Regions from separate parts of the Mus musculus genome. Here region 2 is linked to region 1. Evidence: chromatin loops called from intact Hi-C (ENCODE). Cell type or tissue: left cerebral cortex. All regions are shown on one strand. Links, peaks and the distances in the headings refer to the core of each region. The heading gives the core; the rest is flanking DNA. Region 1 holds the start of Ribc1 (RIB43A domain with coiled-coils 1). Region 2 has its middle 33 kb from the start of Mir98.

The links. A loop is a pair of places that touch in the nucleus more often than their neighbours do. Peaks named below come from ENCODE experiments on the same cell type or tissue, not always from the same donor. Only the 100,000 strongest peaks of a DNase experiment are listed, where the experiment ranks them.
Region 2: it touches region 1 in a loop (2.6-fold over the local background); 9 of 42 quality-filtered maps call a loop at or near these places.

The regions. Positions count from the first base shown.
Region 1 is chrX:152,010,243-152,022,304 of GRCm38, reverse strand. Ribc1 (RIB43A domain with coiled-coils 1) reads left to right here and starts at 6,010. Exons shown (of 8, transcript NM_025660.3): 1 at 6,010-6,142; 2 at 6,437-6,524. It overlaps Smc1a (structural maintenance of chromosomes 1A), which reads right to left and starts at 5,877. Exons shown (of 25, transcript NM_019710.2): 1 at 5,665-5,877. The coding sequence starts at 5,773. Gm39540 (a long non-coding RNA gene) reads right to left here. Exons shown (of 2, transcript XR_878280.3): 1 at 11,876-12,062; 2 at 7,999-8,300. In left cerebral cortex, for the core only: a CTCF peak has its summit at 6,394; DNase peaks (open chromatin) are centred at 5,494 and 5,944; H3K4me3 peaks cover 2,173 bases; H3K27ac peaks cover 942 bases.
Region 2 is chrX:151,940,670-151,952,731 of GRCm38, reverse strand. It overlaps the pseudogene Gm15191. Among named protein-coding and RNA genes, the nearest start is that of Mir98, 33 kb to the right of the region's middle. In left cerebral cortex, for the core only: a CTCF peak has its summit at 5,538 (motif pointing left); DNase peaks (open chromatin) are centred at 4,761, 5,280 and 5,476.

The DNA.
Region 1 (12,062 bases), core at 4,249-9,248:
CACTATTAAAACAGTACACTTAAAACAGTTAGGTTGGGGCTGGTGAGATGGCTCAGTGGGTAAGAGCACCCGACTGCTCTTCCGAAGGTCCAGAGTTCAAATCCCAGCAACCACATGGTGGCTCACAACCATCCGCAACAACATCTGACTCCCTCTTCTGGAGTGTCTGAAGACAGCTACAGTGTACTTACATATATTAATAAAATAAGTCTTTAAAAAAAAAAAAAAAAAAAAAACAGTTAGGTTGGTAAACACAATGCCTTTAAAAGGGCATGTTCCTTATAATATAATATGAAGCATACAACATTGGCTATGAAATATCTTGCCAAAAAAAAAATTTAACCTGAATCTAAGTAAGCCATTAGAACCACACTTCAATTTCTAGGAAATATATAGCAACTAAACCAACCTGGTAAACAATACAAGGAAATTGTAAGATAAAAATAAACTGTGGAGCTGAGTATAGTGGTAAAACACTTCAAAAGGCTGGAAAGACGATATGGAAACCAGTGTGGTAGCATGCTCCTAACTTTAACACAGCACTCAGGAAACTGAAACAGGAGGATTAAGAGTTTAAGATTGGAACTGGGAGAGATAGCTCAATGGTTAAGAGTACTAGCTGCTCTTCAGAGTACCAGGTTTGGTTCTAGTACCTACATGATAGCAGACACCTGTCTGAAACTCCAGTTTCAAGGAATAAGACATCCTCTTCAGGCCTCCAACAGCACCAGGCAAACACATGGTGCACAGACATACATGCAGGCAAGACACATACACATTAAATTTTTCTTTAAAGAGTTCAAGGCCACCCTTAGCTTTACAATGAGCCAAAATAAAACAAGACTGTGAAATGTTCTATAATACAAATGGCCTGCTCTTTTAAACAAACAAACAAACAAACAAACAAACAAACCCTCACTATCTGTACCAGGAATTTAGCTAAGAGGTAGAACTTCAGAAGCACACACAAGGCCTCAGGTCCCATCACCATTGCTAAATAAAGGCAATGTTTTAAATGAATGTAGAACAGTACTGAGATATATGCAAATAGAACATGGATGTTATTATTACAGGTTATTTATTTTTAGAAGGAAAACATCCACATAGTCCAGACTGGCTTCCCATTCACAAGCATCTTGCCTCCAATTGCTAGAATTACAAGTGTGTGACACACCACCCAAGTTGAGAACATAACTCTGATTGGACTCCTGTCCCCCAGCCCCCACCAAGAAACATGGACATTTTGCAAAGCAATTAGGGAAACTTGATTATATATTAGATAAACTGAGCAAGTATATAGAAACTTGAAAAAAAAAACAAGCTAAATGATGACAAGAGAAAATTAATAGTGGTAAGATGGAATGATTTTATATGAATGCTGAAGCACTTAAAGGTGAAATGTCTGATTTTCAAATGGTTAAACACACACATGAAAGAGAGAGATGGATGGACAGACAGACTGACTGACTGACTGACTGGCTATACTAGAGCTCAGATAATACAAAACTTGGGGAGAAGCAAAAGAATAAGAAAACCTATGAACAGGCTGGTGAGATAGCTCTGCAGATTAAGGTACTTGCTACCAAGCCTGATAACCTGAGTGTGATTCCTAGGATCCACATAGAAGAAGGGGAGAACTCATTCCTGCCAAGTTGTTCTCTGACCTCCATGCATGCACTAAGCTTGTCATACAAGCATGAATACCTGAGTTTGGACTTAGTGCCACTTAAAAGCTAGATGTGGTGGTGCATTGGGGAAGTGGGGACAGGAGGATGCTTGGGGCTTGCTGGCTAGCCACTATAGCCCAGTTGGAGAACTTTAAGCCGGTAAGACATACTATCTCAAAAAATAAGCTGGAGCTGCCAGACTGATGGTGCACACCTTTGGTCCTAGCACTTAAGAGGCAGAGGCAGGCAGAACTCTGAGTTCGAGGCCATCCTGGTCTACAGAGTGAGTTCCAAGACAGCCAGGGCTACATTAAAAAAAAAAACAAAAACAAAAAAAACACTGTCTTGAAATAAACAAATAAATAAGGTAGAGTTATAAAAACAAAAGCAAACAAAAAACACCTAACACCAACTTCTGACACACACACACACACACAGAGTAATTTTTAAAATAATTAAAAAGTGGAAACTTAGTATACTCCTGAGTCACATACTTGGAAAACTTTTTGTACTTTTTGAAGTCACTTGGTCCACTCACTTGATCAAACAAGGAGGAAAAGAAATTTAACAAGTACCTGGCGTGGTAGCGCACGCCTTTAATCCCAGCACTCAGGAGGCAGAGGCAGGCAGTTTTCTGAGTTCGAGGCCAGCCTGGTCTACAAAGTGAGTTCGAGGACAGCCAGGGCTACAGAGAAATCCTGTCTCAAAAAACCAAAGCCCCGCACCACCAAAAAAAAAAAAAAAAAAAGAAATTTAACAAGAAAACAAGCTTGAGTAACAAAACCAATACTAAGTTTTTTATTTTTTTCTGCTATGCAGCTCTGGTCCTCATTATGCTGTCCAGGTTGGCCTGGAATTCATAGCAATCTTCTTCCATCAGCCACACTAGTACTGAGATTATAGGTGCCATCACAACTAGCAAGTACCAATTCTCAAACTTTTAACATTTGTTATCAAGATTATACCACTGGCATACTATTTTTAATATAGGCAGCTTCTTTGTGTGTATATGCAGGCCAGAGGTTGATGCTGAGTATCTTTTTTTGATAACTGCCCACCTTACTTTTGAGACAGGATCTGTTGGCCTGGAAGCTCACCAACTTGACTACATTGACTAATCAGCAAGCCCCAGGCATCCTCCTGTTTCCACCTCCCCAGTGCTGGGTTATGGGTATATATACCACCACACCCAGCTTTTGAAGTGGGCGCTGAATATCCGAACTCAGGTCTTCATGCTCATGTGGCAAGCACCTTACAGACAAAGCTATATCCTCAGCCTTCTCTTTTGTCTGACAGCACCCTGGGCTCTTTATACTTGCTAAAATACCAATGCATAATCAGCTACCTTCTTAAGAATACTGCCTCACATGATTCATGCAAGTTTGTGAGTCAGGTTCTCATTAATTACCCAATTTAGCTTATCCAAAAGCCTTAGGAAACAGGTATTTCCTCTGCTTTAAAGCGGAAGAAACCTAGTCATTCCTTAAGTTAAAACTGTCAGCGAGTCCTTTACTTCAACTGACAGGATGACAAAACAGTCTCCGTATCATCAGGCTTCAAGCCCAAAGTCCTTCATTCTGCTACTCGTTTGTTAAAACCTTAAAAAATAAACCTCGTGGGGCTGGGGACTTGACCCAGCTGAGAGTGTGCTCGCCAGGCACGCACAAGACCTTCAGCTCAAACCCAAACTCTCAAGTAAACCAGGTGTGGAAGTACACACTTGTAATTCCAGCACTCTGAAGATGGAGGCAGGAAGATCAGAAAGTCAGATTTGAAACCAGGCTGGGATATGAGATCCTATCTTAAAAACAAACGAACAACAAAAACCCAAGATCTACTTGGTGCTCAATAAGTGGCACATCTATCAGTATTCAATCTGGAGTCAACTCTCTCTCCAGTTGCAGCAGAGCTAGTAAATCACATAAATTGGAATTAGTCTTGTAACCACCAATTTCCAATCTTTGGACTTCTCCCTTGATTTTCAAGGATCACATCTCACAAGTACAATCCTCTTTTACTATAGTCATTAAGTGTTGGAAAGATTCTTCTAATGCAAATGTTAACAATAACTATATACCAATAAAACATCTCAAGGAATGGCATCTTGAGAACACTCATGCACTAGTGATGAAGATGAAAAAAAATGTACCATAAATGTGTAACCAAAAATAAATTTACAAAGTGGGAATCAGAGATCAAAAAATGCTTCATGGTGCCAAGCTTTGAAGGGTATGCAGAGGCAGAAAGCAGGTGTGGTAAAACACAGCTATAAATCTAGCACTTGGGAGGTAGGGGCAAGAGGATTTAAGAGTTTGAGGCCATAAGAAATTATCTCCAAAACAAACAAACAAACAAAAGGTGGGACAGTGGTGGCACACACCTTTAATCCCAGCACTAGGGAGGCAGAGGCAAGTGGATCTCTGTGGGATGGAGGCCACCTTGGTCTACAGAGGAAGTTCCAGGACAGTCAAGACTACACAGAGAAGCCCTGTCTGGCAACCCCTCCCCCTCAAAAAATAGAGAGGTAAGAACCCAGGCCTGTTCCAAACAGCTGGATTTTTAATTCTAACAACGCTGAGAGAACTCGATTTCAACAAGTGGTACAACCAAGCATTTTCTACAAGAGTCACAAGACCAAAATCCTAAGAAATTTAGTGGAACTCAAAGCATCAACCCTCTAGGCCAGTGGTTCTTAAACCGTAGTAGGGGAAGTAAGTAACCCGTCATTACCACCCCCACCCGCACTCCAAACTCTGACATTGTCCGAACACATTTTTGATGGGCATTTCAGGGGAGTGGAGGTGCTGTCATTTAGTGGAGAGAGGTCAGGAAAACAGCTAAACATTCTACAATGCACAGAACCAACCGCACAGAGAAAGTGTGTGGCTAAAGAGCTAGTGTTAGGAAACAATGCTCTAGACAGAGAACAAAACCGCAAGCAAGAGTCCAGTGAAGGTATTCGCTATGAGCTACTTCAAGGTAAGGGTGGCCTAGCAGGCTAGAAAATGAGTAAACTAGAATATCTCTGGAGTGGAGGAACACAGCAAAGATTCATAACGAATACTTCTAGAGATGGGTGAGAGGAAACTACGAGCTATACAGCAAAAACTAAGATATGAAATAGTAGGCTTAAGTATGAAAAAGTAGGGTTACTATCAAAGTCACTCTAACTTATCAGCCTAACCCCTTTTCTACAAAACATTTATAATGGCCTAAGTGTTATCTTATTTTGTACTTTGCTTCTCCTTTCCCGCGATCTCGGATTTGCTCTCCCCGCATAAACTTAACTGATAAAACCCCAAACCCTCCACCAATTTGGCAAGCGAACAAGTTCAGGCTTATTTACGGTTTTCTGGTAGGAAAAAGGCAAATCAAAGCAACAATCTCTTAGGCGTGTGGGGGGCATGCGGAGGGGTGGGGGGCATCGCAATCCCACGCTGCTGAGCGGAACGCTGGGTCAGAAATTCAAAAGTGCCACAGCAGAGAGGGGGGGGGGGAAAGGAATCAGAGTGGAGCGTTCCATCGGGAGGTGCGGGTGCGGGGAGGGCTGAGTAGAGCACAAAGTACACAGCTTGGGATCGGACGCCAAAGCAGAGTTACGGTTCCCAAATTTTCCCAGAGGTGTCAAACAAGTTTAGGAAGGTGGAACAATGCAGACCGGAAGGAAGCCGCGGGCCAAACAACTGGCAGCAAATTTCGGGAACGCCTCTTTTGGCGGGAGGGGTAGTGGGCGGGGCGACGCACGGTTCGGCCCATACCATTCGGGCCAGAGGGGGTCTGCGCCGAACTCCGCCAACTGACAGTTGGGAAGAGACTCGAGTTCAGTGTATGCCAAAAGGGAAAGCAAGTTCAGATCCAAGCCCCACCAAGAGGATCAAGGAACATTTCAGGGTTCACAATGTCTCGGGTTGCATGGGGGTAGGTTGTACTACTTTGCAGACAAGCAGGGGGAACCGGACCGGGACGCGCGCAGGGCCACAGCCGGTTTTAATCTCACCAGAGCCATTGGGTCCAATGATGGCGGTAAACCTCTGAAATGGTCCGATAATCTGTCGACCCTTGTACGATTTAAAGTTCTCGATCTCAATCAGTTTCAGGAAACCCATGACAGCGGCGCTGGCGTAGGAAAGGCCGCGCCTTACTCCTGGGAACGAGGTTAGCCCGCGCGGGAAATAGCGCAGTGCAAGCCGGGTGTACAGTAAGCCTCGCGATAATAAGTCCAAGCCAATCACGATTTCCTGTTTCCGGGGCCAGAAATGGTCACTTCCGCCTGAAATAGCGCTTTTGTTGAATTGTTGCCCGGCTGGAGCACGCGCTGGGCGCTCAGGCCCCGCCCCTCTACGTAGTTACCCAGCAACTGTTGAAGTGGCCGCCAACTAGGACGGGAAGCGTTAGTGCTCTGATCACTTCGGGGGAAATCAGAGCAAGCAGGCGGGGTCTGAGCCCACGCTTGCTGGGAAAGAAGTCACTTCAAGGTTCTGCCAGAGCTAGTGGGAGGCAGAAGCTCGGCTGGGGTTTGTAGTCTAGCCAGCAAGGGGGGAGACGGGGAGAAGCGCTTCAGCCAAGGATTCAGTCGGGAATGGGAAGGCGCCCTCGGAAGGGTGGGCAGTTTGGGATGGAAGAGGGATCAAAGGGAGGACTTAGATGAGGCGAGCTTAGAGTGTGAGGACGATGAGAGTATCTCTTAGACAACAGAGATACAAGTTGGGAAAGGCTGTGTTCTGAAATACTGCCCCTATCGTCTGCTTCTCTCTTATTTCTCCAAGCAGAATTTAAAGACTGCCGTTGTAAATCCAAGAGTCAACTTGGGTCCAATCCATTTTCGAGCTTCAAAACTGGAATTCTGTACTGAGAAAGGTATCTTGTGTGAACACTAGGAGTCCAGGTCCTTAAGCCAGTGCTCCAGCTCTGTCCTTTTCCCTCCCTGTTAAATCAAGTTTCCCCCATTTCCACCACTTCCCCTCTGTCTCTTTCCCTCCCCCTTTCTCTCCTCTCTCCCTCCCTTTCTCTTTCTCTCTCCTCTCTCCCTTCCTCTCCCCCTCCCCTCTCTCTCCTCTCCTTCCCTCTCCCTCTCTCCTCCCTCCCTCTCTCGCTCCAACTCTGTCCTTTTCCCTCCATTACATCAAGTTTCCCCCATTTCCACCTCTTCACCTCTCTCTCTCCCTCCCTCTTTCTCTCCCTCTCCCCCCTCTCTCTCCCCTCCTTCCCTCTCCCTCCCTCTTTTTCTCCTCTCTCCCCCCTCTCTTCCTCTCTCCTCTCTCTCCTTTATACCCTGTCCTTCTCCAATTCTTTTCCATCCCCTTTTTCTTCATTCTTTCATTCCCCTTCTATCACCTTATAGTCATGATCTTAGCAGCCCAGGATGTCTACTGAATCATCCCCCTATTGTGACAACAGATTGTCTTTATAGGCCGGGGTTAGTGCCATTTTCAGTTAGATATGGAAAGAGTCTGGTGGTTTCCACAGCTATTCCTGGGTATCTTCTTTTATTTTTTCAAAAGTTTCTCCATCTAGCTCTGACTGTCCTGGAACTCTGTAGACCAGGCTGGCCTCGAACTCAGAGATCCACCTGCTGGGATCAAAAGTGTGTGCCACCACTGCCCGGCTTTGTAACTGTGTGCAAGTGCAAGCGTGATCAAATGTGTGCACAAGCCACAGACATTAGGCATCAGATCCCTTGGAGCTGGAGTTACAGGTAGTTGTGAACCACCTAACACGAGTACTCAAAGAACTCTGAAAGAACTGGAAGTATTCTTAACCACCATGCCATCTCTCTAGTCCTATTCCTGTAACTATTTTTAAATAATGTCTAAAAGCTGGGAAGAATCCTAAAGAGTCTAGGAAGGTGAGAAAGCTCAGTTGATAGAATCTGATATGAAGCTCTTTTGGGAAACCAGTCACAGGCAACATGAGGGAATAAAATCATCAGAGGCTTGAAATCTCACATACATTTTTAAAAGTTACTATTTAATTTTCAAAGATTAAATGTAGCTTGGGAGAAAATTAAATTGGAGCCCTATCTCTAAATATATACAAAATCCAGTTTCAAATGGATTCAAAACAAATGATAAAGGCAAAACTTTAGGAATTGTGGAATATATAGGAGAGTATCTTTATAAATTTAGAATATGGAGAGGTTGTTTGTTTTACTGTTTGTTGTAGTTTGGTTGATTTGGTTTTCTTCTTTTTTGGGGGGGGGGAGCAGGGTCTCTGCATTGTCCTAACTGTCCTGGAACTCACTTTGTAGACCAGACTGGCCTCAAACTCAAGAGATTCACCTGCCTCTGCCTCCCAAGTGCTGGGATTAAAGGCGTGTGCCACCACACCTGGCCAGTTTTTTATTTTTATTTTATACTTTCATATATGTACCAATGAATATGGGTCATATCCACCCTCATATCAACATCTGTCCTCTAAAGCCCCATCGTATCCCACACATTTTTGTGATTCAGAGTCCAATTGGTCCTACCCACATGTGCATAGTATGCACCTGCAAGAAAATTGACAATTCCTTGGCAGGTATCAACTTCTAATAGCTCTTCAACTGGAAAGGAGCCTCGTCCATCCATGCTGGAAGGTTCACTGGCTTGCTCTTTTACCGGTCTTGTACAGGTCTCTTGCAGGTGACCACAGCTGCTGTGAATTCACAAGTGCATGGCTCTGTCATATCTAAAAGGCAGCATTTCCCAGTACTGCCCTCCATCCTCCAGCTCTTTCCATTCTGTCCAGTCCTTGTAGCATAACGGCCCCTGAACTTTGGAGTAGTGGTGATACACACACATCTCATTTAGGGCTAGGCACTCATTCTAGTCACTTATTCTCAACAGTTTGAGCGTTGTGAGTTTCTGCATAAACTTATCTAGAGAAAAAAGAAGCTCCTTGGAGAGCAGCACTAAACTATGAATATAAATACAGATATTTAGAAGGCAGGTTGACAGAAATGACCATTTAGAAAAACAGTACTAGTAGGTTCTCCCCCTAGGGCCTATGACCTGCCCAGACATGGACGTTTGACCAGATTTATAGTAGCAGGCATGAATTCCCTTTTGTGGACCAGAACCAGGTCTCAAATCTAATCAGAGTGGTTGGTTACACCCTATAATAGTCATGCCATTACTACACCAGTGGGCACATCTTACCTGGAAGGTTGGTATTATAGCATGCAGGGTCCACTGCTGGGTAAGATGTCTTTTCTACCCTAGTGACTTGGCTAGCACCTGGAACTCTTGAAAGCTAGTCAGCCTAGAGGAAATTGCCTTGTCAGTCCCAGATTTCTCTATTCTCAGCAGCTAAGTGTGTGATGCCATTAGCACTAGGCTCTTAGCATCTAATTATGGTGAACAACCAAGAGAAAGCAGCAGTAGCCTATGTGTTAGGCTCCTCTGGGAACCTCCCTTACCAATAACTTGGCATTGAGATTTTTATTTAATAACTCATTTCTTCTGGGAACACCTATGATTTTTTTAAAACATGATGGCCTGTAACTTACTATTTAGTCCAAATTGGCCTCCAATTTTTAAGTCCTACATCAGCCTCCCAACTGCTGGGATTATGGGTTTGACCCAACATACCTTATAAGAAATTTCTTCAATGACTAGAAACGCTTCTTTCAAAGAAAAAGATGGGCACATATGACTAAATTTAAGTTTACCAAAATTCACCATTGGGATGTGAAATGAGGGCTAGAAGAGGGCTCAGTGGATAGGAACACTTACTGGGCCATGGTAGAGCACACATTTAATCCCAGCACTGGAGGCAGATGCAGACAAACCTCTGGGTTCAAGGCTAGCCTGGTCTACAGAGAAAGTTCTAGGACTACAGACAGGAACCCTGTCTTGGAAAAAAAAGAAAAATGTTTAAGGAGATAAATTTACCCTAATTTGAATGCTACATAAAATATGTATGCATTGAAACAAAGTACCCAACAGATAGGTATAACTTTACTTAATATATCTGTGAAAAGTAAACATTTTGTATACAAAACATCCCTAAAAGGAACACAAGATGAGTAGACATTACACAAAGCAATAAACAAAACGGTTGACCACATGAAAAGGCGTGAGACCTCATTAACAATAAAGGAAAATCTATTGAAGTCAGTAATTATGGGCTGATAAGATGGCTTATCAGGTAAAGGCATTTGCAGCCAGGCCTGACTTGAGTTTGTTTGCTCTCTGGATTCCACATAGTGGAAGGAGAAAGCTAACTTTTGCAAGTTGTCCTAAGACCTCCACAAGTACGCTGCCGTGTAAGTGCATATGTGTGCAGACACAGAGGTTACCACCACTGTTTTAGTTTTTTTTTATTATGTGAGTGAGTGTGTGTGTGTGTGTGTGTGTGTGTAGCAGTCAGAGAACTTACAAGGGTCAGTTCTCTTTCACCATGTGGAACAAAGGTTCTCTCCTTCCATCATGTGCATCCAAGGGATTGAACTCACCGGGCCTGGTGGCAAGCACCTTTCCCCACTAAGCCATCTCCCTGACCCCTGTGTGATTTGAATATTGTATTTTATTTCACCCCATTGTATCTCACTTGACTATTCAATAGGTACAGAGGGCTGGTGGCTATAGATAAGCTAAGTTCATCTTGCAATAAATACTGGCTGAGAAGCTATATTAGTTTCATATTATAATAAAAAATCCCAAACTTAATAAACCCATAAAAACTTACTTTCATACAGCTCTGGAAAGCAGAATACCAAAATGGGTCTCACTGGACTAGGGATCTGAACTCAGGTCCTCAGGCTTGCTAGCAAGCACTTATTCACTGAGCCATTACCCCCAGCCCTGGCAACATTCTTTAACACAGCCTTCACCTCATTCTTTGTGTGTGTGTGTGTGTGGGGGGGTAGGTGTGAGCTTTAATGATGAGCCATTTCTTCAGCCTTCTTTAAAAGAGCCCTACTCAAAGCCACTATCCTTATCTTTTTGGTTAACTTAAGTGGTCTCTACATTGGCCTTCTAGCTTCCTCCAAATTGTTTCCTATTGCCCATTCATCACACAAACAAGCAGCTTTCTTTTCTGAAATACCATTTCCCCTTTATTTTATTACTTATTATCTAGTAAGATAATCAACCCCAGATGCGTTCATATTTTGGGAAGCCCAGTTTTGACATGTTGGGGGGGCAGGTTACAAACATAAACCTTTTATTTCTCTAGTGTTACCTCCTTGAAATCCTCCCCTAACCTCTCATTACATTGAAATTCAAACTCATAGCAGGGTCTTTTTTGGAGATGGTTTAAAAACAAACTTTTTATTACATTTTATTTAGTGGGGGGGGGGCACATGGGTATGTACATGTGGAGGTCAGAGGACAACTTGTAGGAGTTGGTTCTCTTTCTATCATGTGGGACCAGGGGACAAACTCAGATCATCAGGCCTGTTAACAAGTATCTTTACCCACTGAGCCATTTCACCTGCCCTTGATACACTTTTCTTGAGACTGCTTCTTACTCTGTAGTTGAAGAGGACCTTGAACTTGTGATCTTCCTGCCTCCACCTCCCCCGAGTACTGAGATTATAGGCATGCACTACTTGGTTCAGGTTTACATGGTACTGTGGATTACACCCAGGGCTTCATGGATGCTAGCAAGCACTTCACCACACTCCAGGCCCATTACTATAGGCTTCAAAGAGCCAGTCCTTACACACCTTTTTAATTTGTCTCATGCCACTATCTCTTGGGTATAGTACTCCAGGTACACTGGCCTCTCGACATTTTCCACTTCTTTCTATAGCTATAACTTCCACTAACCATTTTGTAGCTGAAATAGTTGGCATAAACAAGGAACAATATATAGCCCATATCTAAGTTTGGAAGCCTGATAAAACAGAAACCAACATACCAGCTCCCCAAGTTAAGATAGGTGTAGTTGTAATCTTAGTCCTTAAAGACCGTTAAAGTATTACAACTTCAAACAACCCTGGGTTGTTTTCTGGTCTTTTAAACACTTGGAAGACATTTACTTTAAAGTTGTTTATGAAGATTTTGATTTTGATTTTCTTCGTTCTTTGTGTTTTGATCATCGTCACCCTGTTTCCAATCCTTCTCAGACCCAACCCCCTTTCCCTGCCCACCCAACTTTCTATGCTTTTAATTTTTTTCACCCATCAAGTCTAATTTGTGCTGAAAACATATTATTTGATTTGTGGCCTTCTACTGGAACCTGGTCAACTCAAGAGTGGGCTTGCAGAGCCTAGTACACACCTTTAATCCAGGCAAAGGCAGGCAAACTCTGAATTCATTGCCAGCCTTCCGGGTCTACAGAGTGAGTTCCAGGACAGCAGGGCTACACAGAGAAATCTTGTCTTAAAGAAAGAAAGAAACAAACAAACAAACAAATAAATAAATAAAAAGAGTGGGTTCTCCCCTCCCAGCAGCTGTCTATTGCCAA
Region 2 (12,062 bases), core at 2,464-7,463, 68 kb after region 1:
TAGGATACGCAAGATATAAGATACAATTTCCTAAACACATGAAACTCAAGAAAAATGAAGACTGAAGTGTGGACACTATGCCCCTCCTTAGAAGTGGGAACAAAACACCCTTGGAAGGAGTTACAGAGACAAAGTTTGGAGCTGAGATGAAAGGATGGACCATGTAGAGACTGCCATATCCAGGGATCCACCCCATAATCAGCATCCAAACGCTGACACCATTGCATACACTAGCAAGATTTTATCGAAAAGACCCAGATGTAGCTGTCTCTTGTGAGACTATGCCGGGGCCTAGCAAACACAGAAGTGGATGCTCACAGTCAGCTAATGGATGGATCACAGGGCTCCCAATGGAGGAACTAGAGAAAGTACCCAAGGAGCTAAAGGGATCTGCAACCCTATAGGTGGATCAACATTATGAACTAACCAGTACCCCGGAGCTCTTGACTCTAGCTGCATATGTATCAAAAGATGGCCTAGTCGGCCATCACTGGAAAGAGAGGCCCATTGGACACGCAAACTTAATATGCCCCAGAACAGGGGAACGCCAGGGCCAAAAAGGGGGAGTGGGCGGGTAGGGGAGTGGGGGTGGGTGGGTATGGGGGACTTTTGGGATAGCATTGGAAATGTAAATGAGCTAAATACCTAATAAAAAATGGAAAAAAATATTTTTTTAAAAAAAGAGGTCTTGTCTGGCATTAGAGAGATAGCACAGCAATTAAGAGTTCTCTTCCAGAGGACCTGACTTCAATCACCAATGCCCACACAGTGACCTCACAAGACTAAGTCCAAAGCCCTTTTCTGGCTTCCACCCTTTTATGACTCTGTGGGCACTGCATGCAGAGCAGTGGGATTTCCCTAGGAGGGAGGGAGCATGTTCTGGTATGTGTGGTTGGGGGCATCATACATGAAGTACCAGAAGGTCTCATCATTTTAGAATTACTGGTGGGAGAAAAAGAACAGCAATGGTTTGAGAAAGCTGCAGTATTGTCAAAAACAAAGAACAAAAAACAAAGAGCATCTATGTTCCAATTAGGACAGCAAAGTGACCCCCCCCCAACTTTCAGAGATGTTGTGAATATAGATGGTTTATATGAATGAGTGAACATTGTGTTCTAGAAGCCAAAATCTCACAATGCAGATTAGAAGAAGAAATTTTGTTTCTTTGCGTGAGGAAGTAACAAGGAGTAGATTACTCTATTGTCTTGAACAAAAAAAAAAAAAAAAAAAAAAAAAAAAAAACCCAGATAGTATATGTGAAACAAAAGTTTCCAGATCTGAGGCCACAGGAAGTGTGATATTGTGCTCCTGGGGAGAATGAATCATGATGGTTTGGAGGGTTTCCAGAAGTGGTGCAGAGAGGGCATGGTGATTAATCCTGGATGTCAACCTCACTGCAGTGAGAGGCACCTTGAAAATTGGTAAAGTATACTTCTGGCTGTTTGCTGAGTCATTGGCATGTGGGTCAGTGAAACGGAGTCAGGAAAACCTGCCCTGAATGCGGGTGGTGCCATCCAAACAAAAGTGAGGGGGTAGGCACAGTGGCACACACCTTTAACCCTCCTAGCACTAGGGAGGTGGAAGCAGGAGGATCACTGTAAGCTTGAGGTCAGCTTGTTTATAGAGTGAGACCTGAGGTCAAATGGTACATATAATAAGACCCTGTCTCATAGCCGACAGACTCTTGCAGGGGGTGGGGTGATTGTCTTCAGTTGTGTACTTACTGATGAGCCCACCAGGCTCCACACCCATGGTCACACAGATGGCCGTGGTTATACACAAAACATTAAAAGAGAAAAAGAGAGACATGGATGTAGGAAAGGGAATTGTGGTGAGGAGGAGGGTTGACAAGGATAGGATGGAGAAGAGAGTGGAGGGTGAGAGTAATCAGAATGCATTGTATACATTTCAGATATTATCAAAGATTAAATGTAACTAATAACAACAACACACTTAGGAAAAGTGCAAGGGGAAGCATGCATAACTTGACCTTGCTTGAGTGGACACATCTTATCGTTGCTGCCACCACCTCCCATAGATCTCAGGCTCAAATCATTCAACCTTGGATTGGGGAGTTGGCAGCAGTGACCCTCCAGTGATCTTGCAAGCCTGCAGCTTTAAGATTCAACTGTGTTATTGGTCTGACCTGTTTTAAGGCTTCCAGTTTCCTCGACTGAGTAACTAGTGAGATTTTTCTAATCTGAGATTGACACTATGGCTATATATTTAGTTCATGCCAGCTGCCAATCTAATATGATAATATAGGTAATGGATAATATTCTCTCTCTGTCTCTGTCTCTCTCCTGTTCCTTAGGAGATTTCTGAGTAATAGTCAAGAGGAACTGGTGGTTCCCTCTGAGTTTAGAAGATAATGGCAGCTAGGACTCTCACAACAGTACAGAGTAACACAGAGGCAATTCTTGCACAGACAAAGCAAGCCTGGGAGACCTCTACTGGGTGGCTTTCAAGTCTCCAGTTGAATTTTGATGAGCATTCACAGGTGAGGAAATTTCACAGACTAGGTGTTAGAATCAAGAGGCATAATCTTCATTAGTTTGAATGAAAAGAAACAACAAAACAAAACATAACAACAAAACAAAACAAAATCACCCCATGCATGGATCAGTGTCCCAAATCAAAACCAAACCAAAATTTAAATATGAAAAATCCAGCACCAAAAAAGGTGGTATTCATGTCTGCTATCCAACAAAAGTTATCAGGCATATGGCTAGGGTATAGGCTCAGTGACAGAGCATTTGCCCAGCATGTGCAAGGTCACCTGGTAGATGGTTCAGCAGATGAGGCTCCTGGTTCCAAGTCAGATGACTTGAGTTTGATCTCTGGGGCCTACATGGTGGAAAGAGAGAACTGACTCTTGGCACACACACACACACACAGGTAAATAACTATTATAATAAAAAATTTATAAAGGCCATAGGTCCAATTTTCAGAACAACAAATAATGATAGTTATTATTAATAATGAAAGATAAACTATAGTGCAAAGTAAAATTTTCAGGCATGCAAAGACGGAGAAAAAGATAAGCACCTATCTGGTAAACCAAGAAAATGACATAGATGATAGAATAGGAAGAAAAGGACATTATGCTATTATTAATATATGTAATAACCAGGAGTGATGGTAGATACCTTTAGTCCCAGCACTTAAGAGGCAGAGAGATCTCAGAGTTCCAGGCTGGCCTGGGCTACATAGTAAGAATCCTATCTCAAAGTATGTCATATACTCAAGAAAGCACTGAAAAGTACAAACACGATCAAAATTGTTATTTCTCTGTCTCTATCAGTCTCTGTCTCTCTCTCTGACTAATAGTCAAGAGGAACTGGTGGTTCCCTCAAGGGTTTTGCCACCCTGTACTCATAGCTGAAACCCAGGCTTTACTGGAAGCAATGTGGTATATATCAAACGGTAGAACTTGCTGGAAATCTGCTTTTAGAAACTTTGCAGAAAGTCGCTCTCTAAGATGCTAAAGAAGGCAATTCAAGGGAGGTTTATTAGTTAGGTTTTTTTTTCCTGTAAAGACCTGCCTAAGGTAGGCTAATGTTAAAAAGAATAAGCTTAACATCTGGAGAGAGGGTTCAGCAGTCATGAGTACTTTCCACTCTTGCAGAGGACCTGGGTCCTGTTCCTAGCAATCACACCAAGTGGCTCACTACTGCTTGTGACTCTGTTTCCAGGGGAACTGATGCCTTCTTCTGAATCCAAAGGCACCTGCATATATGTGGTGCACACACATATAGGCAAGCACACACACACATAAAGAATAATTAAGCCCCCTTTAAGGCTTATATAGCTCACATTTTTGAATGTGAAATCCCAGACAACATAGGACAGACTATAGTAAGAATTCCCTTTGTTGATATCCACCTCATGGTGATTGTGAAAATGTGTGGGAGCAAGCCATCACATTGCCAGATAAGAAAAAAGAGAGCAGGATTTCCTAGCCCTTCTAATGGCACCTTATCAATTAACCTTAGAATTTCTTCTTCTTTTTTTTGTTTTGTTTTGGTTTTGGTTTTGGTTTTTTGTTTGTTTTTGTTTTGTTTTGTTTTGTTTTGTTTTTGAGACAGGGTTTCTTTGTGTAGCCCTGGCTGTCCTGGAACTCAGTCTGTAGACCAGGCTGGCCTCGAACTCAGAAATCCACCTGCCTCTGCCTCCCAAGTGCTGGGATTAAAGGCATGCGCCACCACTGCCTAGAAACCTTAGAATTTCTTACAACACAACTTCGTTTTGTTTTTTGTTTTGTTTTGTCTTTGAGACAGATTCTCAAAGTGTAGCTCTAATGGGTCTGGAAATTCTTATGTAGACCAGACCAGGCTTGACTTCAGAAAGCTTGCCTCCGGACTGCTGAAGTAAACACCCCCTCCCATTTTTTTCTTTTCACTATGTATGGGTATTTTGACTGTATGTATATATGCGTACCACGTGAATGTCTGGTTCTCAAAAAGGTCAGAAAAGGGGAATTGAATCTCTTGGGACCAGAGTTACAGACAGTTGTGAGCCACCATGTGTGTGTTGGGAATTGAACCAGGGTCCTCTGGAAGAGCAGCCAGTATGCTTACAGGGTCTCACTATGTAACTTAGGCTTTCTGGGCGCTGAGATAATATGCATATTCCACTATACTAACATCATCCTGGGTGGAGACTAAGCCCCCAACATGTGAGTCTTTGGAGGACACTCAAACCGTAGCAGAAGGACTCTAACTGGCAGCTTTCTGCCTCCAACTGCTGTGCCAGGGAAAGTTGCTGGCATCTAGTACTGCTAGCCATGCAGTGCAAGAGCTGGGGAATAAAGTTGGGAATGCTTTAGGACTCAGGAAAACTGCTAAATTATTCAACAGCTACTCCAAATAGCAGTTGGCTACTAGGTGCTGCTGGTAACCATGCATCAGAAGGGATGGCCAGTGATAGTCGGACCCCTGGCTCTTTCCTTCCTTTTTTTTTCTCCCTCTCTTCCTCACCTCTCCTTTTTCCCCCTTTTCTCTAGTGGTTGGAACCATAGCATTCATTGCACATACTTAAGTGGGTGCTCTGGCACTGATAACATCTCCAGCCCTTTTATAAAAATGATTTCTAGATTTGCTTATTTGTTTTATATGTATGAATGTTTTGCCTGCATGTATGTATGTGCACTGTGTGCCTGCTTGGTGCCCATGGAGTTCAGAAGAGGGTGTTGAATGCCCTAGAACTGGATGGATATAAGACACCATATGGGTGCTTGGAATAGAGCTCAGATCCTCTGCAAGAGTAGCAAGTGTTCTTAATTTCTGAGTCACCTCTCCTGGCTCCTTAGCCCCGCTTTTGGAGAAAATATCCCTCCCATCCTTCCCTTTCTCTTCCTCCCCTCTCTTCCTTCCTGAATTGAACTCAGGAGGGTCAGGCAAGAGCTTCTAAACAGGCAGTGTGAAATTGTCCCCTTTTAACTAGGCACTGGAAAAGTTGCAAGTGCTACACAGCTCTGCTTTTAAGATTGTGCACAAGAAAGCAAATTCCTCCTTCAAGTTTCTTTCCACTGCCCTCTACTGGTAAAGCATCAGTGCCACCCAGCAAAGGAAAAAATATTTAAAACAATCAGATCCATTTTCACAGAGTAAACAAAAAAGATTGAATTTGAAACCTGAGCCGGAGAGGGGGGGGGAGGTTGGCAGGCAACAGTCTACCTCTTTGGCTGACCAGCTTCCTTGTACACCATTCTACACACATCTGAATTTGTGTTGTCAGAAACAATGAATGGTCTCAGTGTTGCACAAAGAAACACACAACGTATAAGGACTTTGGCAAGACAATTCTTTTATCAAAAAGGGTGTACCCAAACCCAAATGGGGCAACTGACACATGGGCTAACATGGATCCCATGTTTTATCCCTGAAGTAGGTGGTAACTGCATCTCCTCCCATTGGTGAGAGTTTAACTTCACAAACTGATGTTATTGGCTAGTTGGCACAAAAAGAAAGGAGAAAGTTCAGGAAATAGGAATCTTTGCCAGACTAAGTAACTTTGATTTTTTTTTAAAGTTTGTCACTATTCACCCTTCTTTGATATAGATTTTTTTTAAAAAACCTTAGCCAGCATATGTTGGCTGTTTGAAGTCTCTAGTAACTATAAACTATTGTTATGGAAAAGAAAGCTTAAGCATTTTTTTTGTGGGTGCAGCGAACTTTATTGATGGTATTCAAGAGAGTAGGGAGGGCTCCCTAGGCCCTTCCTGTTATTATGGGGGTCTGGGATGGAAATTGTGAGGGAGATGCTCAGTGTTGGGGGCCGAGTTGGGACAGGGACTCCTCAGCAACCGAGGACCTCTCTCTTGCTCTCAGTGTCCTTGCTGGGGTGGGTGGTCCAGGGTTTCTTACTCCTTGGAGGCCATGCAGGCCATGAGGTCCACCACCCTGTTGCTGTAGCCGTATTCATTTTCATACCAGGAAATGAGCTTGACAAAGTTGTCATTGAGAGCAATGCCAGCCCCGGCATCGAAGGTGGAAGAGTGGGAGTTGCTGTTGAAGTCGCAGGAGACAACCTGGTCCTCAGTGTAGCCCAAGATGCCCTTCAGTGGGCCCTCAGATGCCTGCTTCACCACCTTCTTGATGTCATCATACTTGGCAGGTTTCTCCAGGCGGCACGTCATGTCCACGACGGACACATTGGGGGTAGGAACACGGAAGGCCATGCCAGTGAGCTTCCTGTTCAGCTCTGGGATGACCTTGCCCACAGCCTTGGCAGCACCAGTGGATGCAGGGATATGTTCTGGGCAGCCCCACGACCATCACGCCACAGCTTTCCAGAGGGGCCATCCACAGTCTTCTGGGTGGCAGTGATGGATTGGACCATGGTCATGAGCCCTTCCACAATGCCAAAGTTGTCATGGATGACCTTGGCCAGGGGGGCTAAGCAGTTGGTGGTGCAGGATGCATTGCTGACAATCTTGAGTGAGTTGTCATATTTCTCATGGTTCACACCCATCACAAACATGGGGGCATCTGCAGAAGGGGCGGAGATGATGACCCTTTTGGCCCCACCCTTCAAGTGGGCCCTGGCCTTCTCCATGGTGGTGAAGACACCAGTATACTCCACGACATACTCAGCACCGGCCTCACCCCATGTTAGCGGGGTCTCCTCCTGGAAGATGGTGATGGGCTTCCCGTTGATGACAAACTTCCCATTCTCGGCCTTGACTGTGCCGTTGAATTTGCCGTGGGTGGAGTCATACTGGAACATGTAGACCATGTAGTTGAGGTCAATGAAGGGGTCTTGATGGCAACAATCTCCACTTTGCCATGTGGAGAGCAGATGGCAGCCCTGGTGACCAGGCGCCCAATACGGCCAAATCCGTTCACACCGACCTTCACCATTTTGTCTACGGGACAGGCTGGCACTGCACAAGAAGATGCGGCTGTCTCTGGAACAGGGAGGAGCAGAGACTTAAGCATGTTTTAAGATGGTCCTATAGCCAAGCCATTCACCTTACTCAGCTGGTATGTGAGGTTCTTACCCTGGTTGGCAATTCTATTTCCTTGAGCAGAAGGAGTTTTGTTCTAACGGCCTTTGTTGCTAGTTTTTCATCACTTTATTTACTTTGCATCCCTCTTACTGCTAGTTTGCTATTATCCTGTCTGAAAAGAGAAGCCTAGTGGAGTTTAGGAATCAGATTAGTCAAGAACTGCCAGGTGTACCAAGATTTTATATATATATGTATATATATGTATATGTATATGTATATGTATATGTATATGTATATGTATATGTATATGTATATGTATATGTATATGTATATATTGGCTTTTTCACAAGAAAGAACATGGTTACTCTTCTTTGGGGTCTTTTTACCCAACACTGCCTAGTCCTGTTCCTATCATCCCCCTTGCTTCTAAAGAGGTAACCCTAGCTGCCACTGGGGGGATTTGGGCAGTGACCAATCTGACTTCTTCCAGTCTAATTTGGGGCTTTGGATGTGGTAATTTTTTGGGGGGGATAACCCTTCAGAGGGCCAAACTAAAAGATTCCACCTGAGCCAGGCGTAGTGGTGCATGCCTTTAATCCCAGCACTTGGGAGGCAGAGGCAGGCGGATTTCTGAGTTCGAGGCCAGCCTGGTCTACAAAGTGTGTTCCAGGACAGCCAAGGCTACACAGAGAAACCCTGTCCCGAAAAAACAAACAAACAAAAAAGATTCTACCTGTCAAATGTAGGAAAGGAAGCCCTTGACAAGTGTCTGCAAAGAGACGTGAAGTAAAGACAAGAGTCAGCCTAGGCAGAGAATCAGGAGAATCAGGAGAAGCCAGGAGAGGAAATATCCAAATCCAAGTCTTCATGGGCTCACAAGACTATCTATCTACTGAGCTCCTCTTCATTTTTCTTTTGGCCTCCAGGGCTAGACTCAGCAGTGATCAAAGTACCACCTTCTTTCATCATTTTTGATAGCTGTCAAAGAGGTTAGAATCAGCATGTAGAATGTACATTCGGAGAGAAAACAAATTCTTTAATTTTAGGTCAAAACAAGTCTGGGCCTATCTGTTTTGGTAGGTAGGTGCTGCAGTGAGCCCAGGTCTGACATCTTATATCTGGGCAGCATTTTTTTCTTATGAAGCAGAAAATCACCAGTGAGAAATAGTTGTCTTAAACAATATCCCATATGGATTCAAGTCTTGTTTGGGGAGTGGGATCACTTGAACTGTTTTTAAAGCCTACCAATTGTTTTAGTGTTTGGTTTTACTTTCTAAAGACCACATTTTAAACCACATGTTTCAAATGTCATGGTCACTGGAGGATCTGACCCTCAAAAGGTCACTTGGCCTTCTTTTACCAGCTGTTCCAGCTATGTGAAGATAAGTCAAAGAACTTGCTTGACCATGCCTTTGCCCTAAAGCATAGAGGAAAAATATCCTTGTGTTGACTTCATCTTTGTAGACTGGACATTTGTTAAAGTCCATCAGGTGAGGGTCTCCAAGGTGGCCCCGAATGAGAGAACTGGTGACTTTCCACAGTTATAATGGATGTTGAAAGCTGTCCCACAATTCCCTGGGATCTAGTTGACCTTGGCCTGGAAAGAGGGAAAATATTTCCCTTTTTAATCCCTTTGATCCTATTAGTATAGCTTCCAAACATGGTTATTGAACATCCAGAAGATCAGTGACACCAGTCAGACACTTTTAACTATTGTGTAATGTAATATTTAGAAAAAGCTTGGGCAAAACACAAACACTTCTAAATAAACTTTGGTTGCACATACACACTTTTTGTCCTTTAAGCCAGTCCTTGTCATTGTTATTGAAAGCCAATCAATAGCTCTATTGATTTAAGCAGAGGTTTGACATATTATACATTTTAAGATCATTGTGGTGGTTTGAATGAGAATGTCCCTCATAGGCTCAGATATGAATAGTTGGTCCCCCATTGGTGGTGCTGTTTGAGTAGATTTAGGAGGTGTGGCCTTGCTGGAAGAACAAGTACATGACTGGGGACAGGCTTGGAGCTTTAAAAAACCACAAGCTTTCTCTCTTCCATTTCTTTGGGAAAACTCTGCTAATTAAGGTCAATTAGCCCAGATAGCCCCTGCTAATATGGCAGAATCCCTTCAGTAGCATGGCCTCTCCTTCTCCTTCTCTGATCTTGTCTGGGGAATTCTAAGCCTCTACACATGCCTCTACCTGAGGAATGACATATAGACTCAATTAGATTGCAGGATCAATTTCTTTTCTCCTGATAAAACCTGTTAAGCTAGCACCTAAGATTCCTGAAATGCTTCCTCATATTAAAGGCATTTTGGGTACCCTAAGGCCCCCAGCCATGACCTTTGCCCATCCTGGATGTTCCTACCTTCAGTGCCCCAAAACTTGAATCATCCTAAGTAAAGCTGATCTGCCTACAGATAGCTGGTCCCAGTGTGGTTATTCACAAAACCTTCTCACAGAGCTTCCAAAATCCACCCTCCCAGCTCATCATCTCTGCCCCCACTGCCCTTGTGGAACATATTGGCCAATGATCCACATGACCAAAGAGACTCACAACTTCCTATTTGCAGTTCAAGACGTAGCTCTCAGCCTACTGTTGTGGCTGCTAAGCCTGCTGCCTTTGCTCTGCTATCATGGACTCTTATCCCTCTAGAATCATAAACCCAAATAATCCCTTCATTCTATTAGTTAGTTGCCTTGGCCATGGTACTTTATCACAATAGAAAAAGAACTAACACAGTCATGCATCATCTCTAAGTCTCATCTTTTACATATCTTTAATAACTTACTTGGATCTTTATAATGCTTTCTTTTCCATTCTGGAAACTTCTAGACATTTTAATCTTTGTACATGAACACTTCTTTACTAAAACCATTTAAAATTTTACATGGTTCTAACATTTTTTTATATACTTATTTTCTCTCTCTCTCTCTCTCTCTCTCTCTCTCTCTCTCTTTCTCTCTCTCTCTCCTTCTTTTTTCCTTTTTATTTATTTACATGAGTACACTTTAGCTGTCTTCAGACACCCCAGAAGATGGCATTGGATCTCATTACAGATGGTTGTGAGCCACCGTGTAGTTGCTGGGATTTGAACTCAGGACCTCTGGAAGAGCAACCAGTGCTCTTAACCACTGAGCCATCTCTCCAGCCCCCTGATTTTCTTTCTTAATACTTTGAGACATAAAAACATACATTTACCATTTGTTGTGAAAATTCTCCCTCCTTGTCATGGTTTAAATATGCTTGGCCCAGGGAGTAGCACTATTTGAAGGTGTGGCCTTGTTGGAGTAGGTGTGTCACTGTGGGTGTGGGCTTTAAGACCCTCATCCTAGCTGCCTAGAAGTCAGTATTCTGCTAGCAGCCTTCAGATGAAGATATAAAAACTCTCAGCTCCTCCTGTGCCAGGCCTGCCTGGATGCTGCCATGTTCTTGCCTTGGCTGAACATGTGGATCATTGGCCAATATGTTCCACAAGGGCAGTGGGGGCAGAGATGATGAGCTGGGAGGGTGGATTTTGGAAGCTCTGTGAGAAGGTTTTTGTGAATGACCACACTGGGACCAAGCTATCTGTAGGCAGATCAGCTTTACTTAGGATGATTCAAGTTTTGGGGCACTGAAGGTAGGAACATCCAGGATGGGCAAAGGTCATGGCTGGGGGCCTTAGGGTACCCTTGGCTGATAATGGACTGAACCTCTGAACCTGTAAGCCAGTCCCAATTACATCTTTTCTTTATAAGAGTTGCCTTGGTCATGGTGTCTGTTCACAGCAGTAAAACCCTAAGACAGAAGTTGGTACCAGGGGTGGGGTATTGCTGTGATAGGCCTGACCATGCTTTTGTTTGGAGAAATGTGGATTTTTGGACTTTGGATTTGGAAAGCAGAGGAATGTTTTAAGTTGGGCCTAATGGGCTATCCTAGTAGGAATATGGAAGACTTTGTTACTGAGAGTGATTTGAATTGTGTGGACCTGGCCCAAGAGGTTTCAGTGGAGAATTTTAATATGTAACTTAGAGACTGTTTTGTGGTATTTTGGTGAAGAATGTGGCTACTTTTTGCCCTTATCTGAAGAGTCTGCCTGAGACTAAGGTAAAGAGACTCAGATTAATTGTACTGACAAAGGAAATCTCAAAAAAGCCCAGCAGAGACTTTGTTCTCTGGTTAAGTATCATGAAAAACATTTTGAACAAGCGTAGCAAGCTTAGAAATGAAAAATATATCCTGGCACTCGGGAGGCAGAGGCAGGCGGATTTCTGAGTTCGAGGCCAGCCTGGTCTATAAAGTGAGTTCCAGGACAGCCAGAGCTATACAGAAAAACCTTGTCTTGAAAAACCAAAAATAAAATAAAATAAAATAAAATAAAATATAAATATAAAATATTTGGTTAAAGTATTAAAGGGGTATTAGGAAGCGAAATGGAATGGAATCCTATGTTCTAGGAGATAACAGATTAGGGGACTTTGGGGCAAGATCCTACCCAGCTAGATTTAGATCCAGGCATGGTGATACACACCTTTAATCCCAGGAGACAGGCATGCAGATCTCTTGAGTTCAAGGTCAATCTACAGAGCAAGATCCAGGACAGCCAGTTACAGTTTTGAGC